Regions from separate parts of the Homo sapiens genome. Here regions 1 and 2 are each linked to region 3. The links are chromatin loops, found by intact Hi-C in ENCODE. Cell type or tissue: heart left ventricle. All regions are shown on one strand. Region 1 overlaps LDLRAD4 (low density lipoprotein receptor class A domain containing 4). Region 2 overlaps LDLRAD4 (low density lipoprotein receptor class A domain containing 4). Region 3 overlaps LDLRAD4 (low density lipoprotein receptor class A domain containing 4).

Region 1 (8,000 bases), 72 kb before region 3:
AGAGGCTCTTGGAGGGGGGTGCCCAGGGAGGGCACAGGACTCCACATCTTCCCCATGCCCTGCCCCACGCAGCCCTTCATCTGTGTCCTTTGCAATATCCTTGGAGCAAACTGGTAAATGTAAACATGTGTTTCCCTGAGTTCTGTGAGCACCCCCCAGCAAATTAATCAAACATAGCAAGGGGGTTGTGAGAACCCCAACCTGAAGCCAGTCGGTCAGAAATTCCTGAGGCCTGGACTTGCAACTGGAGTCTGAGGGGCAGCCTTGGGGACTGACCCCCCGGCCTGTGGAGCTGACACTACAGCAGGTGTCCACTGCTGGGCTGTGGGGAAGCCCCACACACTAGGCCACAGAAGTGTTCTTCTATGTGGATGACTGTTCTCTGCTCTCACACCAGAGGAAAAACACAGGGTGAGGGTTTTCCCCAGGCAGACAGAAATCCTGGGAGCTGAGAAAGGAGGTGAAGGAGGAGTGGAAGGAATTTTGGATAGCACTGTAAGCCACAGAATCTAGAAAAAACCACATATCCCAAGAAAAATGGGTGGCATTGTTCTGCTGACCTATGATTTACTGAGCCTGAAGCTGGGGCTCAAACCCGCACTGATAGCATACATTGGTTCATGTCTGCAAATATAATAGTTTCCCATTTCTATTTATATAAAATACCCTTTTAAAAAGCAAACTTATTATGAATACATGTGTATCTGATGGATTTGTGTGTATATGTGCATGCACATGGACCCTGCACTGGACATTCAGGGACCAAAAATAAACAAAACACAGACCCTCCCTTGGAGGGATTTACTCATAATCTAGTAAGAGAGAAGTCATTAAACACATAATTAAAATCCAACATGATGTGGGTTAGAGGAATCCAGGGGCAATACAGGAGCATCATAGAAAGAGAAAGAAAGGAAAGGCAACTGGCCACTGAGGCGTGGAGAGGGCCTGGATAGCGTGACGCACGCCCTTCACCAGAGCTGCCCAGGGAAACCCTGGCAAGGTGCACAGGGAGCAGGAGGGAAGGCGAGAGAGGGCACCCCGGTCAGGAAGGGGCACCCCCGTGTAGATGTGGCACGCTCAGGAAGGCAGGCAGACGGCGGGGGGACCATGCTAACACTCAGGCTCCCACTTTCAGGCAAAACGTGTACATGCTCCTCGTTCCCCACCACAGCCAGTCATTTTGGTAATTATTTATTCACACCTCAAACCACAGCACCTGACACCTGGAACTCTGCCCTGTTTCCTGCCTAGGAGTCCGTGACAAGATGTCCCTTAGTTCTTGGAAGATGTGTTCCTGCCACAGCAGTGACACATTCACTTCTCCTCCATATGCTGGGAGCCAAGCAAGGACACGTTTCCTAACAATGCAGACAGCGCGGGACATGGCGGGCGCTCCTGCCAGAAGTCCCGGCAGGACTTCTACATGGAATTCAGGGCAACCAGACTTCGGAAGCTGGGGCTCTGAGTAAAACAGACTAATAAACAGGCTTGTATTTTAAATGTTTGCTTTCTTCATAATCTTAAAAATATACAACTGCAATTTATCATCCATTTATCTTAGCACCACCAAGAGTTGCTCAATTGTATGTTAGATCACCAGAAATGGCACCCGGTGTGGGGCTGAATGCAGCTGAAGGGGAGGTTGCCAAGCCCCCGGATATCTTCCCTGGGGCTGTGTGGAAGGAGGAAGCCAGATGCACAGCTCTGCCCCAGCCACGGGGAGGACATGACTTGGCCCCCTCTCCACCTTCTGCCTGTATCTCAAGTGATCCGGCCCAGCTCATCAGAGGGAATGACGACCCACCCTCAGAGCCGTCCAGGCTGTGGGGGGATGCTGAGCTGCTCCTAGTGTCTCCTCTACCTGCTCAGCAGGAGCAGGTGCCCCTGCAGCCTCCAGCCTCTTCTCACCATGGCTACCCAAGGGCATCTCATGACCTTTACGGGCCTCATAGATGTCACATCAAACCCAGGAAAAAGCACCACATCCCACTTGAGACAATGAATTGCAGGTGACTATTTGACAAGCCATCACGTTTTGTCAACATTTAATTAAATGTGTGCATTTTAATTTGGCAGTTTTCGCTGCCTATCTTGGAAGCAGAATTTTTTTCAGGTCTGCAATATTTGCATAAGCCCCCAAAAAGCCTGGAAACCCCAGGCCTCCTGCCTAAGTGCCCACTGGGTAAAATGACCTGTCTGCCAGCCCAGCCTGAGGAACATCCCTGGTCCTGGTGCCAGGACACCTGGTGCCTCTCCCAGGCAGCACCTATGCCCCCTCCCCAGCCCCCAGCTCCTGCACATACAGGTGTCCAGCATCCACCAGCTTCGCCTCCCTTGGAGGGACACCCTTTGGACTGCCTAGCTCAGTGACATGTTTGCAGGGTTGTGATCATCCACTCAACAAACGCGGACTGAGCACCCACCAGGGCGCATGCCCTGCTCCCGCCGCAGGTGATCCAGCACTGTGCGCAGCCAAGTGGGATGCCTGATGAATGAACACATCAGGACCAAGGCTGCTGCTGAGGGCTTGGAGTGGTCTGATCTCCAAAGGCAACATGACATCCCACACATCCCCATTCATCAGGGACTGTCACAGCAACACAGTGCCTCTCTGCCCTCCAGCACCTTCTGGACCAGGCCAGCCCCTTTCCCAGCTCATCTGTGCCTGTGCCCAGACCTGTGGCTCAGGTGGATGGCCATCCCGGGCCAGGCATGTCCTGCTGCTACCCTCTCTGCAGAGACAGGCATCCTTCAGCGTGGACAAAGCCACCCACCTGTAAGCAGATAGCCTCTGGCTGCCTTGTCTACTCACTGAGTGTATGTTTCATCCGATGGATTTCCCCAAAGTAAGAGCACGAAAATAAGGAGTGAGGTGCCTGGCTAGTAATAAGGGCAAAGATGATGAAGAGAATGGAGTCATTTCCCAGGCCGACCCAGGAAGCAAATGGAAGACAGCACTGCAAGCCAGACACTCAAAATTCCATATTATTCACAACTTAATATAATGCACTTAAATCATCCCTTTAAATGTGGTATACTGGAATTCTTTCACAAATTTAGACAATGCATTTGGAACCCCTTTCTAGTGCTCAGAAACTCCAACTAGATAAACATTAACCACAAACAGGATAAAATCCAATTTATTTTCATCAAACGACTGCACCCTGTTATCATTGCTAACATTCCCTCCACGTGAACACTGAGTCTGCTTGCGCATCTAACAGTCAGACAAAAAGGGGTCTTATATCATCGCAGAGCCAGAAAGACAGCACACCTTATAAAGGAGGCAGGATGCCCCTTTTGGAGAACACCCCGGCAATAAACAAAACCACCATGAGAAGCTGGGTGTGCACGGCGCAGCCTCCGGCTCTGTCCCCGCAGTCGGCGGCAGCGCCGGAATGAACATCTGCAGTGTGAACACGGCGCCCATTAGCTCCCGCAGCCTGTTAGCATATTTTAATGCTGTGATCACAGCTTTCTATTTCCATCAAGGCGCCACGAGGTGCTAGACTCTGGATCACACATTGCGTCATTATTGTCCCCACTGAACAGATTACACAGCAGTACTGGGGACGGGGCTGGGAGGTAATGAGGGGCAACAGAGGGAAGGGCAGGTGGAGCACCGGGCGCCCTGCAGAGGATGGGTGGGCACTGCTCAGAGCTGGGGCTCTCATCTCAGCGGGGGCTCAAAGACATCGCATGCCCTGATCAACGTCTCTCTCAGACACCTGAAAATAATAACACTATTTACAAAGAAACACCTCTCTTGGCTAAATGTTCCATCTAATATTTATCTCATTAAAGTTAATAACAGAGGTCAAGTCACCATTTCAGAATGCTTTTTTTTTGCGTCACAAGTGACTCCAGGGATCAAACCTGCCTTCCTTGCCGGCAGCTGCGAAAAACCAGGCTTGAGGTGTTAATAAACCAAGGTCACTACGGAGTAGCGGAGCTGCTGACTCTTGATTTTAACTCATTCCTGTGATACAAAAAGTGCACAAATCCATTGTCATGTATGACACAAACAAGTTTCAGGGCTGGGCCTCCAAGAAAAACATCATGAAGGGTCCTGCTCCTTTCGAACCTCACACCCCAAGTTCACACACAGCAGGACACCAGTTCACGGGCCTCCTCATTTCCAAAACGCGAGCACGTGCACGCAACCACAGGCACACCAGGAGCAATGCAAAACAAAGTCCACCATCATCTGTTTTCAAAGGGCAAGATACCGGGGTCCTGCTTCTTTTAAAACGATGACTGTCCCTGTGATTCCTGCATTTCATTTGCACATGATGCAAATCCCGTGACCTCACGCTCGCTCATGTGCACCCCTGCGGTGCTCCCCATGCTGAGCAGAGCACAAGCCCATCTCTGTGCCCTTTCTCTCCCTGGTCATTTGCACTTGGAAAGCAGCATTCCATGTAGCATCCCCCGTGGTCCCCCTCACTTGCCCCAGGACGTTGCCTCTGGCCTTCCTGGAGGTTCTCGCTGGGGGTCACCCCTCAGGCTGAGGCTGGACTCATTGCCACTGACCTCCTTAATCCTAAGGAGGGGTCCGATGAGTTCTTATCACATATGGTTGTTCTAACAATTAAATGAGATGACTCAAGTAAAGCACTTAGCAATTAGTAAACACGCGACCTGGTGGAATTGTGGAGAGAAGTTCATACACGCAGAAAGCTCTTTTGAACACTGCAGAGCATGACCAAGATGCTGACTGTCAGGACTGCAGATCCCTCCTATGTCGGTATTTTTCCAACTCCCCAGCCCCAGGCTGACTCATAGCAGCAGCTCTGCCCAGGAGCAAGGACTCCCGCCTTCCTCCTTTCCAGCTTCAGAAGAGTCTCCTCCTGTGCACTGGAGTTCTTCCGTCCACATCTCCACTCTCTAGGCTCGATCCTACCCTCGCAGAGACTTGCTCACAGGGGTCCTCCTCTCTCTCTAGTGCACCCACCACCTTTGCTGAGCTATCCCTCTGCCAGGAGATAGCCCCAGACTCCTCCTCGCCCCCCTCCACGGCACCCAGTCTGCACCCGCTGCATCCTCCAAGCGCTGCAAGGAGGGTGGCCAGGAGCCGCCGCTGCCACCGTGAACCCCAAAACTGGGGACACCACACTGGGACCCTGCTGTGCCGGGCACACTCTGACTTCCCTCCCTATTCATCTCCTGCTGTGGCTTTCATGTGGATTCCTCCAAACCCTTTTTTACATAATCCCAAAGGCACAGCTACTGGGGACCTGCCCCTCTGACAGCCTTCCTAGCTAGGCCCAGTCCCTACTCTCAGGGGCACACGCCACGTTCACCATAGGCTGCCTACTCTGCAAGGGAGGGTCCTTCCGGGTGATTTCCTCCTGCCACCCTGACACTGCCTAACCTGACAAGTTGGTGTGAGGACAGGGTCTAGTGGAAGGAGAACTGTCCTAAGAAATGGGAAGCACTGCTAGGCTCTGAAAGTTTTTGTACTCTCTCCCCACCCCCAAAGTCATATGTTGAAATCCTAACCCCTGAGTGACAAGCTTAGGAGGTGAGACCTTTGGGAGGCATTCAGTCATGAAGGCAGAGCCCTCAGGATTGGGATTCATGCCCATGGGAAAGAGACCTCAGAGTGCTTCCTTCCCCTTCTGCCATGTAAGCACATAGCCAGAAGGCACGGTCTGTGAGCCTGGATGCAAGCCCTCGCCAGACACTGAGTCCGGCAGCACCTTGATCCTGGACTTCCCAGCCTCCAGACATGTAAGATGCACATTTTGATTGTTTATAAGCCATCCCATCTGTATTAGGCCATCTCTTGCATTGCTATAAAGGAATATCTGAGATTGGGTAATTTATAAAGAAAAGAGGCTTAATTGGCTCTGGGTTCTGCAGGCTACATAAGGAGGCATAGTGTTGACATCTGCTTCCAGGGAGCCTCAGGGAGCTTCCACTCATCATGCAAGGTAAAAGGGGACTGGTATCTCACACTGGGAAGCAGAAGCAAGGAGTGAGGGGGGAGGTGCCGTACACCTGAACAACCAGACCTTGTGAGAACTCACTCACTACCTCAAGGACAGCACCAAGCCACAAGGAATCCGTCCCCATGACCCAAACACCTCCCGCCTGGCCCCACCTCCAGCACTGGGGCTTACATCTCAACATGAGATTTGGAGGGGACAAATAGCCAAACCATATCACAGTCTATGGTATTTGGTAATAGTAGCCCAGACAGACTAGAAACATACATATTAGGACTTCTGCCAAAGACTATTTTTGTGACCTTGAAGTGGTCACGTAATCTCAGGCTTCAGTTTCCTTTCCTGAGTGCAGAACTAAACTAAGCCATCTCTAAGGACCTTCCGGCTATACAACAGCTTTGTGTCGTAGCCTCTCTTGCTCAAAAACCTTCAATGACTTCCTTCATGAAAGAGAATGAAAGCGATCTGGCCTGACATCCCTGGCTTTCTAGAATCTGACCCCACCTACCTTTCTAGTGGTGCTCCTCAAAGTCAGCCCTCCCCTCCCCGCAAGCTTCCATGACAAGCCTATGTGGCATCCCTGCCCAGGCGTCTCCCCACGACACTCCCCCTGAAGAGCAGGGGTTCTCCAGACCCTGCCAGCCCATGATGGTGGCCTCCCTGAGCACCCAGGCTTAGTAAGATGTTCCTTCTGTCCTGCATACTGGCACTGCAGATACGTGCCACAACTTTGTGGGCCTTCTCAAGGACACCACTTAGCACTGGACAGAACAAAGCTGGGAGGCAAAGCCTCCGTCTCACACACACTGCACCCTCCCATGTCACCTAGCCCCTGCAGCCCTGCACCTGCCCATAGAGCCCAGCCCATGCCTCTCACGCATTCAATACTCAGAAAAATACCTTCCATGAAGTATCCCAGAGATGGGATGTTTTGTATTACTCAGCATATAATTTTCCACAAGTGACTACCCCAAACATGTTTTCTCTATAACACCCTCCAGCCCCCTGTCCAGACATAATCTTTCAACAACTATTTCTCCTTCAACAACTTATGAAAACTAATCAGTCTTGGGATCTTGTGTGTTTTTTTGGGGGGGGGGGTGGGGGGAGAGAAGCTAACTGCACTGGCCCCAGGTCCTGTCATTTCCAGTTAACGTCTCCTAACATGAGAGCAGACACTGAACCAGAAGGGTGAGAGGAGGCAGCAGCCGCTGATCTAGAGGCCTCATGGGGCTTCAGTGGGAGGCACGGGTAGGCCTGGAAGGGCAGGGTCTCTGCCAGCCTTTTAAGGTCAGATTGGCATTTAAAATTCTGGGTTCATGCCAACCCCTCTCACCAAGGAAGAAACAATACTCAACACTTCTATCTCCAAAGCCTATGCAAATGGAAGAGCGAACTCTCTCGGTAATGTGTTCCTTTGGCTGTCCTTCCACAAAAAGTCACGTGAAGTCAAGACACGGGCTTACATCCCGTGATGGAAGGTCCATCATTTTGCTTGATTGGCTCAGCCACCACCCCGGCCCCATGACAGAGAGAGCGGTTGGGCCTGAACCCACCACCTGCCCAAACCCAGACAGGGAGAACAGCTGGCATGCAAGGGCCTGCGGCGGTACACCCTACCTGGAACCATAGCTGACCTTCCCCCAAGATCTAAGGGTAAAAGGCCTGAAGTGTAGCTCAAGTTCCTTTTTCTCTGAATTTTTAGAATAAAGCAAATAACAGATGCCCAACACCCTCCACTAACAATGAAGAGATAGATAAGGATGAAGGAGATAGCGCCATGGCAGAGCCATCCACAGCAGACAGCCTGGCTCAGGGGCCCTCTCCGGAACAGGTGCACGCCCGCAGGAAGACAGGGGCCTTTCTCAAGGAGGCAGGGCAATCTGAGATTCTCCTCTCCCAAGCACACGTATGAGCCTGGGGGTCACCCCACTGAGCCACCAGTCTCTGAAATGGGGAGATGCACTTTATGGTCCCAAGATTTTAAGTGTCACTTAGCACAAGGCTCCCCTTCCAGGCCTCATGGCTGGCAGGAGAAGTGCTGAT
Region 2 (8,000 bases), 140 kb before region 3:
GATACAGTCAATATAACACATCAAAGTGAGGGTGCTGATCACGTGTGTTTTTTCAAAGTAAAGTGTAAAATAAAAACCAACCCAAGACCCTTTGGTTCTTCTCTATCATGCAGCAGGGCCCGGTCCTGATTCAGAAGGGGCTTCCCTGGTGCTCTGAGGCTCCTCTCAGTTACAAGGGAAGTCGGGGGTCCCGACCTGGAAGACCGAGGTGCTGACAGCTAAAGATGCCTTTGTGAAGAGAAGCTCTTCTGAGGCATCTGTGCCGAGGATCACGCTAGGACCCCTCTCCAGGGACAGAGTGAATGGTCCCCCTCCTGTGTCCAGGCCAAGGCAGAGAGAGGTTCACCAGCCAAGAAGCTCCTAACAAGGCAGGGAGGCTCATGGACTGTGGCCTGATCCTCACCCAGGAATGCTAGAGACCCAGAGAGATGGGCTGTCTCCTGCTGCAAAGGGTGGGGCTGGGACCACCTTAACCTTAGAGTCAGCCACAGCAAAAGGTTCGTGTCACCAGGGAGAGCCCACTGGGGTCGGTCCAAATCCTTCCCAAATGGCCCACCTGGAAAGGCAAAGGGGTCCCCATAGAAAAGGTCTGTGGCAGACATCATCCAGATACCAGGGGGAGTGGCCAGGGAGGCAACTGCATGGTACACAGCAAGGAAATGGGGAGACGCTCTGGCCAGTGGCTCTGAAGAGCCCAGGAGACTACGTTCCACCACAGCCCAGCAGACTTCAACAATCCAGAAGCTCAGAACAATACTGAGCCGTCAGCCTGGGTCAGGCTCTCCTGAGGCTGGGATCAAGGCGGGCTGCACTCTCATCCCAGGCCTGGGGTCCTCTTCAGCATTCGCCTGTACCGTCAGCAGAATTCAGTCCCTTGCTATTGCAGGGCTGGGGTCACTGTTTCCTTGCCATGTGGCCCACTCCCCTCCCAACAGTGTGGCTCATTTCTTCATGGCCAGCAGGAGGGTGTCTGAGACTGCTGCATGTCCCCCCTAAAGACTCACCTGATTAGACCAGGCCCACCCAGGACAATCTCCATTCTCATGAATTGATCGGGGATGTCAATTACATCTACCAAATCCCTTCACCTAGGTCACTGAATTTGCCCTAATGTGAGGATACCCATCTGACCCCACCCAGGAAAGGAGACCACCCAGGGTGTGCACATCTTGGGGTGGGGGTCTTGGGGATGGTCTCAGAGTCTGCCTCGCACACAGTGGGGGCACCAAGAGGAGACTGCTGTGGACACTGGGACCTCCACGGGCACAGGCTATCTAGAATGTTGCCGGGGGCACAGCGTTCCTGCTCCTGGGCAGCTGGATCTGGGCTAAAGGACAGAGCCGGGAAGGTGGGGATGTGAGGCTGGAATGACAGGTGGGAGCATCCACTCTCAGCACCTCGTAAATGCATCAAACGCACCTTTACAAACTTCGTACATACATTTAAGATAACACTATCAAATATTTGCAAAAAGCTGACAATGAATTTCTGACTAAAATCCCCCCCCAAGCCCCAAAACACCCTAGGATTTACTGCTGGGTTTTTAAGTGTTAGGTTCATTTAAAAGAGTAGAAAACACATTCGGCTTAGATAAAAAAGACAGAGCTAAACATTCCAGATATGGCTTTTGTGTCTGATGCCATATCATTCTAGTCCTTTTTTTGTAGCATGTAAGCTTCTACCTGGATGACACAGGACAAAGACTGTTGAGGATTTCAAGCAGGTGCCATGTTCCAGGACATGAAGCCCAGCAAGTCAGTCACATCTCTGAAAACAGATCACATTTGCAGTTTAAACAAACAAACAACCCCTTAGGACCACTCAGTGCAGATACGAGATATGCAGACTAGCCCTTCCAAGGACCTGCAGGGGAAAGATATGTAAAAGGCATGCTCTTAAGCAACATTATACGATGAGGGTACAGTGCAATGCTACACAAATATTAAAAAAACAAAAAACAAAAAAAGGTCTGTTGTAGGAGATTTTCTAGAATCATGTATAATGTTCCACTTTCAAGGGTCTGCCTGGATAGCAGGAGGAGAGGTCCTTTGGTTCTAGAAAACAGCAAGGCTACAGGCTAATAGAGAATTATGCAGCTTGTCCAGAGAGCAAGAAGTCAGCCTGGCCAGCCACTGCTAAAAAGCAAGGCAATGGAATGCCACAGCATTTATCACCTTAAACAAAAGAAACAGATGGGAAATATTTTCCAGTTTTCAAAATACTGCTTTAGGGGAAAAAAATGATAAAAACAAACATGTTCAACAAGTAGCATTTGTTAACTAAGAGCTTCACGTGAATTACTTCACCATAACCCTGCAAAGTAAGCACTAGTGTCCTTAGCCCACCTGCAGACAGGAGACCAGGGCACTGCATGTTCAGCCACTTGCCATGGAGACAAAACCAAGTCTTGGAGCTGATTACTCACCAGCCTTAGAGAAAACAGAGACGGCTACTAGATTTCAAATTACAGTGCCAGTAATGTCTATTACTCTTTGTATAATTTCCTTATTTTTCCATATATCTCATTCTCATCTTACAAGAGTGCCCATATTTAAGATAATTTTTGTATGCCAAAACAGAGCAGGTCACCAACATGGCTGAGAGAAAGCTCAGATGACTCCTCGTCACGTGCTCATGGAACAGACCCCGTGACAACTTCAGTTTCCAAATCAAATGCAGCAACTGCTCCCTTCTTCCTCCTCACGCCACTCATATCACAAAAGAGAGCAATGACAGAGGATGACTGTCATCTTGTGGGTTTGTACCACCTCCCAAGTTATTCCACTGGCAATCCATCCAGCACAGGTACTCAGAGAGGACATTAATAAGGCAATCTGTCATACTTTCAACTCTCCTGGTTTGTTTTGCTCTATCCCATCTCTAATGAGAGCAAGTGCAAAAGCTCCTAATGACTCCAGATCTTCCACAACAGGCTGATTTTTACACCTGTAGCAAATCACAAAATAGTCTAATCATGTAAATATGCTTAACAAGAAGGTAATTAATCTTCTCAACCAAATTTTGCAAACAAATATTCATGGTTAAGACACAGAACAATTCCCAAGTGTTCAGGTCCTCATAGCTTGCAAAGCCAGGCTGCACGAGTGCCAGCGATCAAGAGTCGGTTGGGTCAGCCTCTCCCAAACTGCCCTTCATGGGACATATGTGTTCTGCAAGCTGCTAATGGGTCTTTTTCTAAAAACAAAAAGGACTCCAAGGCTACAACAGTAGGGAGACTGACTCATTAAGCAAAGTCTAACGGGCTTTCTGACTCTGCAAGGCATTCACTAGGCTACCTCCAATGGCGAGTCTTCAGGAAGACGAATTCCAGTGGCCTGTCCAAGAGGTGCCGAGGGTGGGGATGTATTCTCCAACAGCAACATCCCTTGCATTCTCTGACAAAGACTTTCCTGTCCTGTCTTCTTAATCTCAAGTGAATGTGAGGGCTTTTTTTTTTTCAGACAGTCTCGCTCTGATGCCCAGGCTGAAGTGCAGTGGCACAATCAGGGCTCACTGCAGCCCCTAACTCTCAGGCTCAGGTGATCCTCCTGCCTCAGCCTCCTGAGTAGGTAGGACCACAGACACCTGCCACCATGCCCAGCTAATTTTTTAATTTTTAGTAGAGACGAGGTCTCCCTATGTTGCCCAGGCTTGTCTTGAACTCCTGGGCTCAAGAGACCCTCCCATCTTGGCCTCCCAAAGTGCTGGAATGATAGGTGTGAGACACTGTTCCCAGCCTGCGGGTATTTTTAAGTTGTTCCCTCTGAGTCTCCCATCCTAAAGAACAGCTGCCCCGAGCACTTCCTATGTGGACATTCCAGGCAGCTGGGCCGTGTACACGATGTCCTCCCGCTCTGTCTGAATATGTCACTTCCTTTGTCAAGAGACATCTATTAATATCTCAGCAAACAGAGCACTAAAGATATGTAAAGTACAATTTAGGAAGAATCACCCTAGAGTCTAGGGTGATGGTTATTCTATACCCCACTGCTACTATTCAAGGTTCTCCCTCCTCTCGATCAGAGGATGCCAACAGGGCCAACTTTCAGGGGAAGCTGAAGACAGGCTTTAGCAGACTTGGGAAGCTGCCTCCAACTAAACGGTGAAAATTCGACTCATCCCCATGAATTCTTCTGAAGAATTACCAGCAACATTTCATTGCCCAATCCCCTAACAAGTGTGTGATAAAAAAGAACTGGCAAATTATAGGGTCTATAGAGGATTCTTATGGTTGAGAAAATTCCTTGTTCTCAAGGGCACACACAGGTCTACCCTCTTTTTCATGTGTATTCATTACCTAAATGCACCTGTAGCTAGTGCATATTTTACGTAGCAAATTCCAAGTATGTTTTAAACTTTAAGCTTTTGTACTTAACAGCATAGACTTGAGGCAACAGGACTTAGTTATAAAATATCCTCAGAAAATTTGAAGCTCATGAAAATGAAAAATCAATATGAGCTGGTAAACCAGCACTTTTTGGGTATTTACCTGAGATAACATGAGGTATGGTGGAAAATTTCATTTCCACTTTTTTGTTTTTTAGAGACACAGTCTCCTTCTGTCACCCAGGCTGGAAGTGCAGTGGTGTGACTTCGGCTCACTGCAACCTCCACCTCCTGGGTTTAAGCAATTCTCCTGCCTTGGCCTCCCGAGTAGCTGAGACTACAGGTGCATGCCACCACACCCTGATAATTTTTTTGCATTTTTTTAATAGGGCCGGGGTTTCACCATGTTGCCCAGGCTGGTCTCGAACTCCTGAGCTTAGGCAATCTGCCCGCCTCGGCCTTCCAAAATGCTAGGATTACAGGCATGAGTCACTGCGCCTGGCCCATTTCTGCTAACCTTTGGAAGTTGTCAAGTCTTTTTAGAAAAGGTAAGCATCCCCTTGAGGAAATCAATGAAAGAAGGGAAACCCAAGGCAGACAGGGAAAGAGCTGACCCCAGCTCCCCGGCTCCCTCCGGAACACCAGGGAGAGCCACGTAGGTTGATGCCACATGTTTCTGGAACTAGAAGGATGGTGAGTGAGTTTCATGTCTGGCAACAGTGAGTGAGATCCCCAGAGGAACCGTCTGCTGGAAACAACTAAAGTGCTGGATAAAGTAATCTTTAAAATGACAGTAAGAAAAAGTAAGCAATACTTGGAGCCCATGAGCTAAGGAAAGCAGGAACTTAGAGAGTTCATTCAGCACTCAAGGTTTCCACTTCGAAAGTATTTGCCAAAGCAATGAATTTGAGCTTCCATTTTAATGCACTCTTGCAGCTAGCAGACGGGAGACAAAGCCTAGGGCATTTCCACTGCGGGGCTCCCACAACGAACACTGCTGCTGAAGAAAGCTGAGTCTTCACAAAATTATATCCTCCGTAGAATGGTGAACTAGGAATAAATTCATCCCCGAGACCCTTCCTACCCTAGCGGCCTGCAAGGAAAATGACTAGTCTTGAAAGGATGGGAACAACTATCTCCACCCATGAGAATGTGTAACCATAAGTCTGCCCATAAGGAGGTTTATAAACTAAAATCATACTCTCTGGGTGAGTCAAAAACACCGAAGCCAGTAATAGAAAATAGTCAAAGCTGGGGATGTTTCCAAGACATCTGGTGGGTATAAATTCATGGACCCCCTGGAGAAACCCACCTTCAACCTAGGCCAAGAGTTTCCATAGATGTACTTCTAAGAATTATAAGCTCACTTTTAAAAAACGAAAATCACAAAACAAACAAGAAACAAAGCACCATGAGTGAGATCCAGCATAAACACGGGAAGTTTAATGAGACTTGCAAAGACTTCAGATGTGGGAAATACCAGATAGAGTGGGTAAAATTAAGTATGTTTAATAGCTTAAAAAGAAAAGAAGACATTGGGAACTTTGTATAAGGAGAAAGACGACTTTTTAAAATGACAATCCCATTTGAAAAGAACAGATACAGCTTCTGGAATGAAGAATATAATACAAGAAACACAAACCTACTGGATGGGTCTAGTAACACGAGACACAGCTGAGGAGTGAACTAATGACTGTAGGAAGTTACCCAGGATGTAAAAGCAGAAAGATGGGAAATACAGAAGAGAGAGAAGGAGTGCAGAGGACAGAGTGGGAAGCTCTAACCCACAACTCATCACAAGAGGAGGATAATGAGACCAAGACGGAGGCAATGTTTGAGGAGATCTTGAAAATCTGCGAGTTTTCCAGAACTGCTGAAAGACACCAATCCACAGACTAGGAATCTCACAAAATAACAAACAGGACAAAAAGAAAAGAAAAGAAAGTCATGGCCGGGCGCGGTGGCTCACGCCTATAATCCCAGCACTTTGGGAGGCCGAGGCGGGCAGATCACAAGGTCAGGAGATCGAGACCATCCTAACACAGCGAAACCCCATCTCTACCAAAAATATAAAAAATTAGCCAGGCGTGGTGGCGGGCGCCTGTAGTCCCAGCTACTAGGGAGGCTGAGGCAGGAGAATGGCATGAGCCCGGGAGGCAGAGCTTGCAGTGAGCTGAGATCGCACCACTGCACTCCAGCCTGGGCGACAGAGCGAGACTCCATCTCAAAAACAAACAAAAAAAAAGAAAGTCATGTCCAGACATATTATAAGAACAGTATGTCATATAAAGACCTAGAGGTAGCTAGAGCGAAATATTCTCCCACCTGTGGGGCTTCAACAACTGCAAACTGCACTCCTTCCAGGAACCCCACGTGTGCCTCCAGGACCACACTGCTTGTGTGGAAGCCAGGCATCCACGGGCCGCCCTCCCTGAACACAGTGACTGACTGCATCTTACAGATGGCCACCAGAGACATTCAGACATCTAAGGAAGCCTCACCAGCAGACTTCATAACCCATGGGCAACCAGGAAGCTCTTTCCAAAACGGAGCTACCTCTGGTTCCTCGGGACCTTGTGGAGGGAAAACCACATCATTACTCATGTGTATCGTGCAGGCAGTTGTCCCACATGGGGAGTCATCCAGTTAGAGAAAGAAGATGTGTCTGTGTAAGGGAAGTGGAAGATGACAGGAACATTCTTCTGCTGGAACTGGGTAGTGGGGACATAAGCATCCACTGGAATTGATGATTCTTAATACCTCACACATAGGTTATACATATTTGCTTATATCAACTCAATATTTAATAAGCCATTTTTAAAAGAGATGCCAGGCCAGGTGCAGTGGCTCACATCTGTAATCCTGGCACTTTGGGAGGCCAAGGCGGGAGGATCGCTTGAGTCCAGGAGTTCAAGGCCAACCTAGGCAACACAGCCAGACTCTGTCTCTGCAGAAAAATCAAACAATTAGCCGGGTGTGGCAGCATGTGCCTGTAGTCCCAGATATTCGAGAAGCTGAGGCGGAAAGATCACTTGAGGTTAGGAGTTCGAGGCTGCAGTGATCTAGGATTGTGCCACTGCACTCCAGCCTGGGGAACAGAGCAAGACCCTGTCTCAAAATAAATAAAGGAACAAAATGAAATGAAGGGATGCCAGCTGCCTAAGGAACACAGGCTGATATAAGGCCACTCTCCTTCAAAGAAGGTGCCGTCAGGAAGCATCGTGAAAGGCTTCTTCTCCAAATGAATCGCCATTATCCAGGGTAACAAACCTAAACACCTTTATATGACCTTATACAGAATTTATAAAACTTTTTAGGATTGAAATACACTGATGCTCTCAGACACTGATCCCTGAATCAAAAATAGTGTCCACTTGAAGTGCCGCTCTGTTGGTTTTTAGAAATAAACGAAATTTCAAATGCCACCCTAGCAATAAAGAGCCACACGATGTACACACATTTGTGAAGGAGGGCGCTACCAGAGTCCTCAGGTCTCTCCACAGCACACCCTCCCCGACGGCCTCAGAGGCACAGGTGTCCCCTGGATCTGTACTGTGCCACCAAGGTGACATCTGAACAAATACAGGTGTGTGTTGGCTGCACAGGGCTAGAACTTCCTGTAAGGCACGAGGGCTCCTCTAGGACACCCGGAAGAGATCGTTCATGGCTTCACT
Region 3 (8,000 bases):
TCACACCCATTAGAATGGTCATTATCAAAGACAAAAGATGAGAAGTATTGGCAAGGATGTGGAGAAAAGGGAACCCGTGTACACTGTTGGTGAGAATGGAGACTGGTACAGCCATTTCGGAAAACAGTATGGAGGTTCCTCAAAAGACTAAAAATAGAATCACCATATGATCCAGCAATCCCACTGCTGAGTACATATCCAAGGAACTGAAATAGGTATGTCAAAAATATATCTACACTCCCGTGTTCATTTCGGCACTATTCACAATAACCAAGATACGGAAGCAACCTAAGTGTCCTTCAGTGGATGAACACATAAAGACAACATGGTATGCATACACAATGGAGTACTATACAACCTTTAAAAAGAAGAAAATTCTGTCATTTGCAACAACATGGATGAAACGGGAGGACATTATGCCAAATGAAATAAGCCAGGAATTGAAAGACAAATACTACATGATCTCACTTATGAAACGGATGGACATTAAGCCAAATGAAATAAGCCAGGAATTGAAAGACAAGTACTACATGATCTCACTTATAGGTGGAATCTGAAAGAGTCAATCTCACAGAAGGAGGGTAGAAAGGAGATTACCAGAGGCAGGAGGAAGAACGATGAAGAAAAGGGAAATGTTGATCAAACATACAAAATTTTCAGATGGACTGGAGGAATACGTTTTAGTGACGTACTGCATTGCATGGTGACCACAGTTAATAAAAAAAGTATCACATATTTCAAAATTGCTAAAATAATAGATTTTTAACATTCTTACCACAAAAAATGATAAGTTGGTGAGGTGATGGATATATTAATTCATTTGAATTGAATATTTCTACCATGCATACATATACCAAAACATTACATTGTACCCCACATATATGCAGTTATTATTTGTCAAAATGTCAATTAGAAAAATGAAGTTATCATACATCCCACATGTCAAAAGGCTATGGGAAAGACTGAGGCCAATGTGGATCAAAATAGAAGAAACAACCAACTTCCCAGTTTTCTTATGCTGGCTTAATCACCCCCACCAATCCTTAACTTTACATCTTCTAAAAGAGAGGTTGGACACAGGTGTGTAATAGCTCCCATGAGGTCTAAGCGTGGTCATGGCCAGGATTTTTAGGACAGTGATGTGTGCGGTTCCCAACAAAAGCAGGGTGAACACAGCTGTGTTACCGCATCAATGGATAACGTGCCTATTCCTATATACACTCTGAGTCTCCCCCAATGCAATTTTCAAGGTAAAATGCAATTATAAATGCTGTAAAAAGTCTTCTTTCTCACTGCTAGCAACAAAGATTAGCTACCCTTTCTAGGAATACGCAGCAGAGGTGCAAGCTTCGTTCTGCTCAGTGAAAGACTGTGACCACCCAGAAGGGGCCAGAACCCAGCGGCACTCAGTAAGTGTGTCAGGTGACCAACAGGCAGCGCAGGGTGGGTGATCAGGACCCAGAGAAAACTCTGAGGGCCAGCACAGTCAGCAGAAGCCTGCAGGCCCTGTTCTGGACAAGACGTGTGCTTTTAGTTTAGAAACCAACCAGCAATCAGCACAGCCATGCTGGGCATCTGTGGAGCAAACACGTGGAAGGGTAAAAGTTGGAGGAGCTGAACAAACGCTGCTTGCCGGCCGTCCCTCCAATCTTCTGCTCTCGTGAGCCTCCTGCTCATGAGCTGCCACTCAGCTTTCCAGTCTCAGCCCAAACAACCCTCCCTGGAGATGCTTCTTTGATGGCCCCCAGTCTAAGTCCAGACCCTGCTACACAACCCGCAGCACCTGGTCGGCTTCCCAAAACATCTGCAGTTGCGACTCCACACGGGTGTCCTGATTGCACCATGCCTGCCCGTCTCCCCCACAAGTGCCATGAGAGCAAAGGCAGTGGCCAGCAGATCCTCCAGTTCCCCTTGGCACCCAGCAGGTGCCCAGTAAATACGTATTTCCTGAGCGAACACATGAGTGAAGGAAGACACTTACGTGAAGCTTCCCTGAGTACTATACACAGCGCAGAGAAGGCTCAGCAAACACCTACACAATTAACCCAGCCCTAGCTGCGCCTGGCAAGGGGCATTTCCCAGGTGGAGGTGCTGCTCCTCAGCCTGCTTGGCTGGGACCCTCCGGGCTGGTTTTCCCACCACCCCACTAGAAGAGTTGAGATGATGATTACAAGTGGTGAGCCTGCTGCACTTACACTTCCCACAAAGTCCTATCCAGCAAAGGCCTTCAGAGGTCATTGACTTAAATGCCCTCAGGCTACAGAGAGAGAGCAAGCGCTGCCCCATGGAGGCGCAAGAACTGCGCCCAACACTGGCAGCAGGAGAGCAGGACTGACCCTGGGCCTCTTGCCCTGAAGGCACTGCTTCCCATGCTACTCCTGAGGCCCAGGAAGCTCCCTAAACCCAAGTAGCTTAAATCAAGAGAGAAGGAGAGGGGGGAATACAGGAAGAGGCAACTTACCCAGGACGCAAGGTCACAGTCAAGATCCCCCCCAAGGCAGCAAGCACATGGTCATCATTCTACACACACACGCACACACATGCACACACGCACACACACGCACACACACACGCACACACACATGGAGGTTCTATTTATACTGGGAAGATGGGCAGGACTAACCAGGAAATAAATTAATTCAATATTGCACTTGAAAAATGTCATTAAGTCCCTCCCATAACAGAGCAACAGTTACTAAGGAAATAGAGCACGTCAAATGGAAAAACACCCCCACAGGAAGGGACATTTTAAAAACATGAACACTCACAAACCTAACCAAGTAAGTTACAGGGTATGTCTGCCTTACCAGTTATTCACAAAAACTTATATGAAACGCAGTCCTCCTCAGAGTCATTCAGGAATACAAACTGAACTGTGTCCGTATTATATCTTTCATTAAAAGACACTGTAAAAACAGATACATGGGGTTCAGGAAATGTGAGGGTCACACAGGGGCACGGAGGCCAAAATCCAATGGAGAAGTGAAACAGCCTTTTTTCCAAAATCAAAGTAGCACTCAAAAAACCGTAGTGCATAAAGAATTGACGCTGCAGTTTCATTTTTTATTTCCTCCTGCTGTGGACAGACTGTTTCGCTGGCGGAATGTCGGTTACCTAGGTGACAGCTCCACAGCCATGGCGACTGCTCCAGGCCCCACAGACGCTCAGGGCCGAGCCCCGGCCTGTGGATGCCGATCCCTGGCCACTCTACCCACCAGAGAAGTTCCAGGGAGAAAGGAACGCTGCCAACCAAAGAGGTCATTCTAAACCTCGGCAAACTGGGGCTCTGCTGCAAAATTTAAAAAAAATAAAAATGACCATGTTTGAGAGCTGCACGGCACAGCTCACCTATGCATCATCTCACCCTATGTTCATTTAGGATCAAAGAGGCAAAGGGCTTGTCATGAGACAGATGGGAGAAAAAGTGGGGAAAAGACCCTTGAGAAGCTATTTCCAACTTGAGCTGGGACCAGGTGTCCCACCAAGGGAGATGTCACACGTCTCCATGTGAGTGCCTCAGAGCTCATGGATAGTGCAGACCTTGGCAACGGCCAGTCAGTCTCAAGATCTCCTAACAGTAAAGAAAAGGAGGTGCTACAAATAAAACACCTCTGCCTCCAGGCAGCCAGCCGTAGGCAGAGAGCCCCAGGTAGGGGACCCACTCTGCTTCTGGTACCCGTGGTGACTCCCGGCCCTGGCTCCCATCTCCTCTTTTATACAATGAGGAGGTGAAACTGGAGGTCCCTCCCATTCCAAAAAGTCCCCTATGGCCATGTCTCTGGCCGAGAGAGAGGGCAAATGGGCATAAAAAAGGATACAGTGGGCGGGCACGGTGCCTCACGCCTGTAACCCCAGTGCTTTGGGAGGCTGTGGCAGGAGGATTGCTTGAGCCCAGGTGTTTGAAACCCACCTAGCCAACATAGAAAGTCCCCATATCTACTAAAAATATAAAAATTAGCTGGGCATGGCTGTGCACACCTATACTGGGGAGGCTGAGGCAGGAGGACTGCTTGAGCCCATGAGTTCAAAGCTGCTGTGAGCTGTGACTGCACCACTGCACTCCAGCCTGGGCAACATAGCAAGACCCTGTCTCTTCAAAAAAAAAAAAAAAACTAAAGAGAAACAAAAGAAAGGGACACAGTGCAGAAGCACAGAAAATCCACATGGAAATGCAAATCTGAGAGCAAGTCAGAGAAACAGGCTGCCTATAGCCAGGGAAGACTGAGTTGGAGTGTGATGAATTTTTCATGCTACTTTTCATCTCTGTGATGTGGGGGGGCAAAATAACATGTAGCTTTTGTAACACAACCTCCAAGCCATCCTCACCCTGGGTAGCTCAGTGGGATCTGGTTACTTGTTCAGCATAATGTAGTTCAGGGTAGCGTAGTGCCTTGCTGTAGGTCACCAATTCAGGAAGCAAGTACAAAACCCAAAACATCGATTCAAAGACACACACAGGCTGCAAACAGGAAAAGCAATAATTATATTAGAACATTCTTTAAAATGTCACCTTGACAAATCCAACACTTGATAAATCCTGAGGCTATATTCAAACCAAGTTGGAGAGAGTTCCCCCTAAAATAAACAGGATAACTGTCCTTAATGCATTAGTAAGTCTATAATTATCGACTCATATGATCTAGCAGCAGAGGAAGCCGCAAGGAGTCATATATCCGACCCCTGTGCTTTGTGGAGGAGGCGATCCAGAGGCTCAGGGAGAGGGGACAGGTTGAAGATGAGTGTGGGAGGAATGCAAGCCAGGGCTGGAACCAGGTGTCTGGATCCTGGCCCAAGCTTCCAGTTCCACTGTCTACACACAGCGGCCACAGGAGACACTGGCTCAGGAGGGAGAGCCTGCAATGCTAGGAAGACAGCCGTGCACACCTGCACCAGCCGCTCGCTGGGAATCAGGGAATACTGGGAAGATCTCTGCTTTCCAGGGCCCGAACCAGGCCATTCCCACAGCACCCACATGCACAAGGGAATGGGAAAGGGTCAGGGCTTGGCCCAGGGGCAGATGATCCCTGAGCAGACGTGCATTCTGGTCTGAGCCCGGTCTGAGCACATCACAGACACCTCCACTGTGGCCACCAGCCAAGCAGCGGCAATGCCCCTCCCAACCCAGCCCCACCCCCGTAGAGGTTCTGCTCCCACTGTGGCCTGGCGTGAGGGCTCGGGCTGACGGGCAGGGGGCTGGCGGGCAGGGGGCTGGCGGGCAGGGGCAGGCCTCTGCAATCCTCCACACCCAGGGATCTCCCCCACTCCAGCTTTCTTCAGATAAAATCAGCTTAAAATGGGCATGACAGGCAAACAAGAAGGGGGTCAGACCATAGGCTAACAAGTGTGGGCAGGAAGGGAGGGGGAGCTGTCTCATTCTTTGGTGGGAATAGAAAAGAATATGAACCGACAAGCTGTTTGTACGAAACAATTTTCATCTCCCTTGCCAAGCCACTCCTTGCTGTCAGCTCACAGCAGGCTTCCCTGGGACACCTGTGCCGGCCCACAGTCTTCCCTGCTCTCTGGCCTGCAGGACGCCACCAAAGCTGCATCTCTTCATTCAGTATTTCAACAGCTATTTGTGGGGTCATTACTCTGGCAGGCACTATTTTAGGAGCTGGGGAGACAGCAGTGAGCAAAACAAACCAAGCTCCTGTCACCATGGGGCCCAGATCCTTGTGTCTCGTCTGCCTCTGCAGGTGTTTCTGGACAACGCTTCCTGATTATCCTTGGCATTGACCATGGGGACTAGAATACAGCAGGTACCCAATAAATGCTGACTGTACTGCACAGAATTCTAGCTGAGCCTCAGCTAGGTCACCTCCTTTTCAATCTATGGCCTCTGTCCTGCATCTGGGCACCACACACAAGTGGCTGCTGGCCTGGGGGTGCCCCATGGGGGACATCGTGGCTGGGAGTTTACTGCACAGGCAGTGCCCAGCCCCACACTGTTTCAAACATGCTCAAACAAGAGCCTTATACAAAGGGGCCAGAGGACAAAAGTCTGGGCTCTGGCCACATTGGGTTCACCTCATTCTAGGCTGTGTGTGACTTAGGCAGTTACTTAAAGCCCCTGAGCCTCAGTTTCCTTGGCTGTAAAATGGAAGCAATGATGGCACTGGCCTGATGGAGCCATTGTGTATCTAATGAGAAAACACAAACAAAACCCTAGATCTAATGAGGGCTGGAGAAGTTACCACCCCTCCCAAATTACTACAACCTGCCTCAGCAGATGGCCGATGAAATCGCGTCTCTAACACGGCTCAGCCCACCCTCTTCCAGTTCTGATCTGACCCAACTGATACAACGTCAGATTCATCTCCTAGTTCCTCTGCTAATTTGTCTTGATTTTTTTAAAAAGTTCCCAATAGATAAAAATCAAAGCTCAAATCATTCCATGCCAGCTAAAATTAACAACAGAGAGAAACAGGAGAAAGGATACAAAATTAGAGAAAGTGTGTGGGTGAGGTTTTTGGTATGAAATGTGGTAGAATAGTAGAAGAGGAAAAAAATGTCAAGAAAGAAACTTGCCTTTAAAAGGAAAAAGATAGAGGCTCTTGATATTTGATTGGCTTTTTTTCATGTTTTCATACTGAAATATAACATTTAAAAAGCAGCAATAGAAAGAAAAATAATAAATTTGACCAAGTTTTTACATCTCCTTCTCGGAAAATCATCACGCAGGGTCCTGTCTGCTGTTCTTCCGTCTCTTTTCTTGTGTGGTTTGTTCCCTTGGTAAAGTGCTGACCTTTTAAGTTCTTCACATGCACCTCTCAAGCTTCCACACAGCCCTGAGAACGAAAGATGGCACAGAGAGGGCAACAAACCACCCTTCTGACAAGTAGGGTGCTCCCATGCCCCTCTGCCGGGCGAGGCAGCCTGTGAACCTGCAACTGTCCCCAGGAGCAGCTGTCACAGAGTGCAGGGAACTCAGGGGAAGGCTGCCTGGTCCCTAACTAACGGGGCCACACCAGGACACGCAGCAAAACACCCTACACCTTAAGGCTCAGACAAACTGATCAGCGATATAACAGCCAATGTTCCCTACAGAAATGAACGATCAGAGTCATTTCAGTCGCCTGCGTTCACAAAGCCTCCTAAGCATTCCTTGTTCACCAAGCTCCAAACCAGCTCCACAAGTGCCTCTTAAATCAAACACACAGGGAACAGCTGAGCTTTCATGAAGCACTTCTGTCTCATTTGCTCACATTCATTATCTGAGGAATATATATTCCTTTAGGACAAAGAAAAACTGTCCACTTTATATAATTTTTCACAACTCGGTATCCAATTCAAGGTGAGTGGGGGTGGACAGAAATGCTCCAGTAAGACTTTTCTTAGATATTTCCAGGGGAGACTCTGTGTTGTCTGGGATGGGCCTGCGAGGCTCTGCCTATTGCTCCATGCAACTTAATGTAGGCTCAATGGCGGGTCACGCTCGCGAAGCTCTTGGGACTGGCCAGCAGTTTGTGCTCTGGCGGAATGATGACTCCTCACTGCCTGAGTATGTCCATTATGACAAAAGGTAGGGGAAGTCCCACTTTCCTCTGGAGAGAGGAAGCGGTTTCTATTGCCTGAAGAGGAGAAACAGATACAGGCCCATCTGATATCCTCTTAGAACTTAAACTTCGGTTCAACCACTCTGCTATTTCTCCCACTTAAGGGAACCAGAAGAAGAAATTATTTGCAGTTAATCGCGTGCCACCCTAGGAAAGTCATGGGTTGTACAACCACCTGGGAGAAGGCACGGGCACTCATCTAAGAGCTAAAAAAAGATAACCTCTAGACCAGCCTTTCCAAGAATGACTTGCAATTCAAGCAGCAAAACCATCATTGAGGCAGACCAAGTTATGGAAACAGACGTGACGCAGCCTAGTCAGTTCATGTTGGTGAAATAACTTAATCTGGCCACAGAAATCCAAGGAGATGCATATTTCAGCCGATGTCTGAAGGACAGAATGCAAAACAGTGCTGTCAGAGGATGGCTCTGGCGTTGATGTTAC

Evidence for each region. A loop is a pair of places that touch in the nucleus more often than their neighbours do. Peaks named below come from ENCODE experiments on the same cell type or tissue, not always from the same donor. Only the 100,000 strongest peaks of a DNase experiment are listed, where the experiment ranks them.
Region 1: it touches region 3 in a loop (2.6-fold over the local background); 13 of 110 quality-filtered maps call a loop at or near these places.
Region 2: it touches region 3 in a loop (2.2-fold over the local background); 16 of 110 quality-filtered maps call a loop at or near these places.

What each region holds. Positions count from the first base shown.
Region 1 is chr18:13,449,382-13,457,381 of GRCh38, reverse strand. All of the region lies in intron 4 of LDLRAD4 (low density lipoprotein receptor class A domain containing 4), which reads right to left. Among named protein-coding and RNA genes, the nearest start is that of MIR5190, 6.6 kb to the left of the region's middle. RefSeq lists enhancers at 1,141-1,786, 1,787-2,430. In heart left ventricle, no CTCF peak of the experiment used is centred here; a DNase peak (open chromatin) is centred at 3,410; H3K27ac peaks cover 4,366 bases.
Region 2 is chr18:13,516,309-13,524,308 of GRCh38, reverse strand. The region is part of intron 4 of LDLRAD4 (low density lipoprotein receptor class A domain containing 4); the gene reads right to left. Among named protein-coding and RNA genes, the nearest start is that of LDLRAD4-AS3, 49 kb to the right of the region's middle. In heart left ventricle, no CTCF peak of the experiment used is centred here; a DNase peak (open chromatin) is centred at 3,823; H3K27ac peaks cover 1,084 bases.
Region 3 is chr18:13,377,189-13,385,188 of GRCh38, reverse strand. The region is part of intron 2 of LDLRAD4 (low density lipoprotein receptor class A domain containing 4); the gene reads right to left. Among named protein-coding and RNA genes, the nearest start is that of LDLRAD4-AS1, 46 kb to the left of the region's middle. RefSeq lists enhancers at 3,056-3,680, 4,372-4,871, 4,872-5,373 and a silencer at 7,345-7,639. In heart left ventricle, no CTCF peak of the experiment used is centred here; DNase peaks (open chromatin) are centred at 3,148 and 5,089; H3K4me3 peaks cover 729 bases; H3K27ac peaks cover 4,631 bases.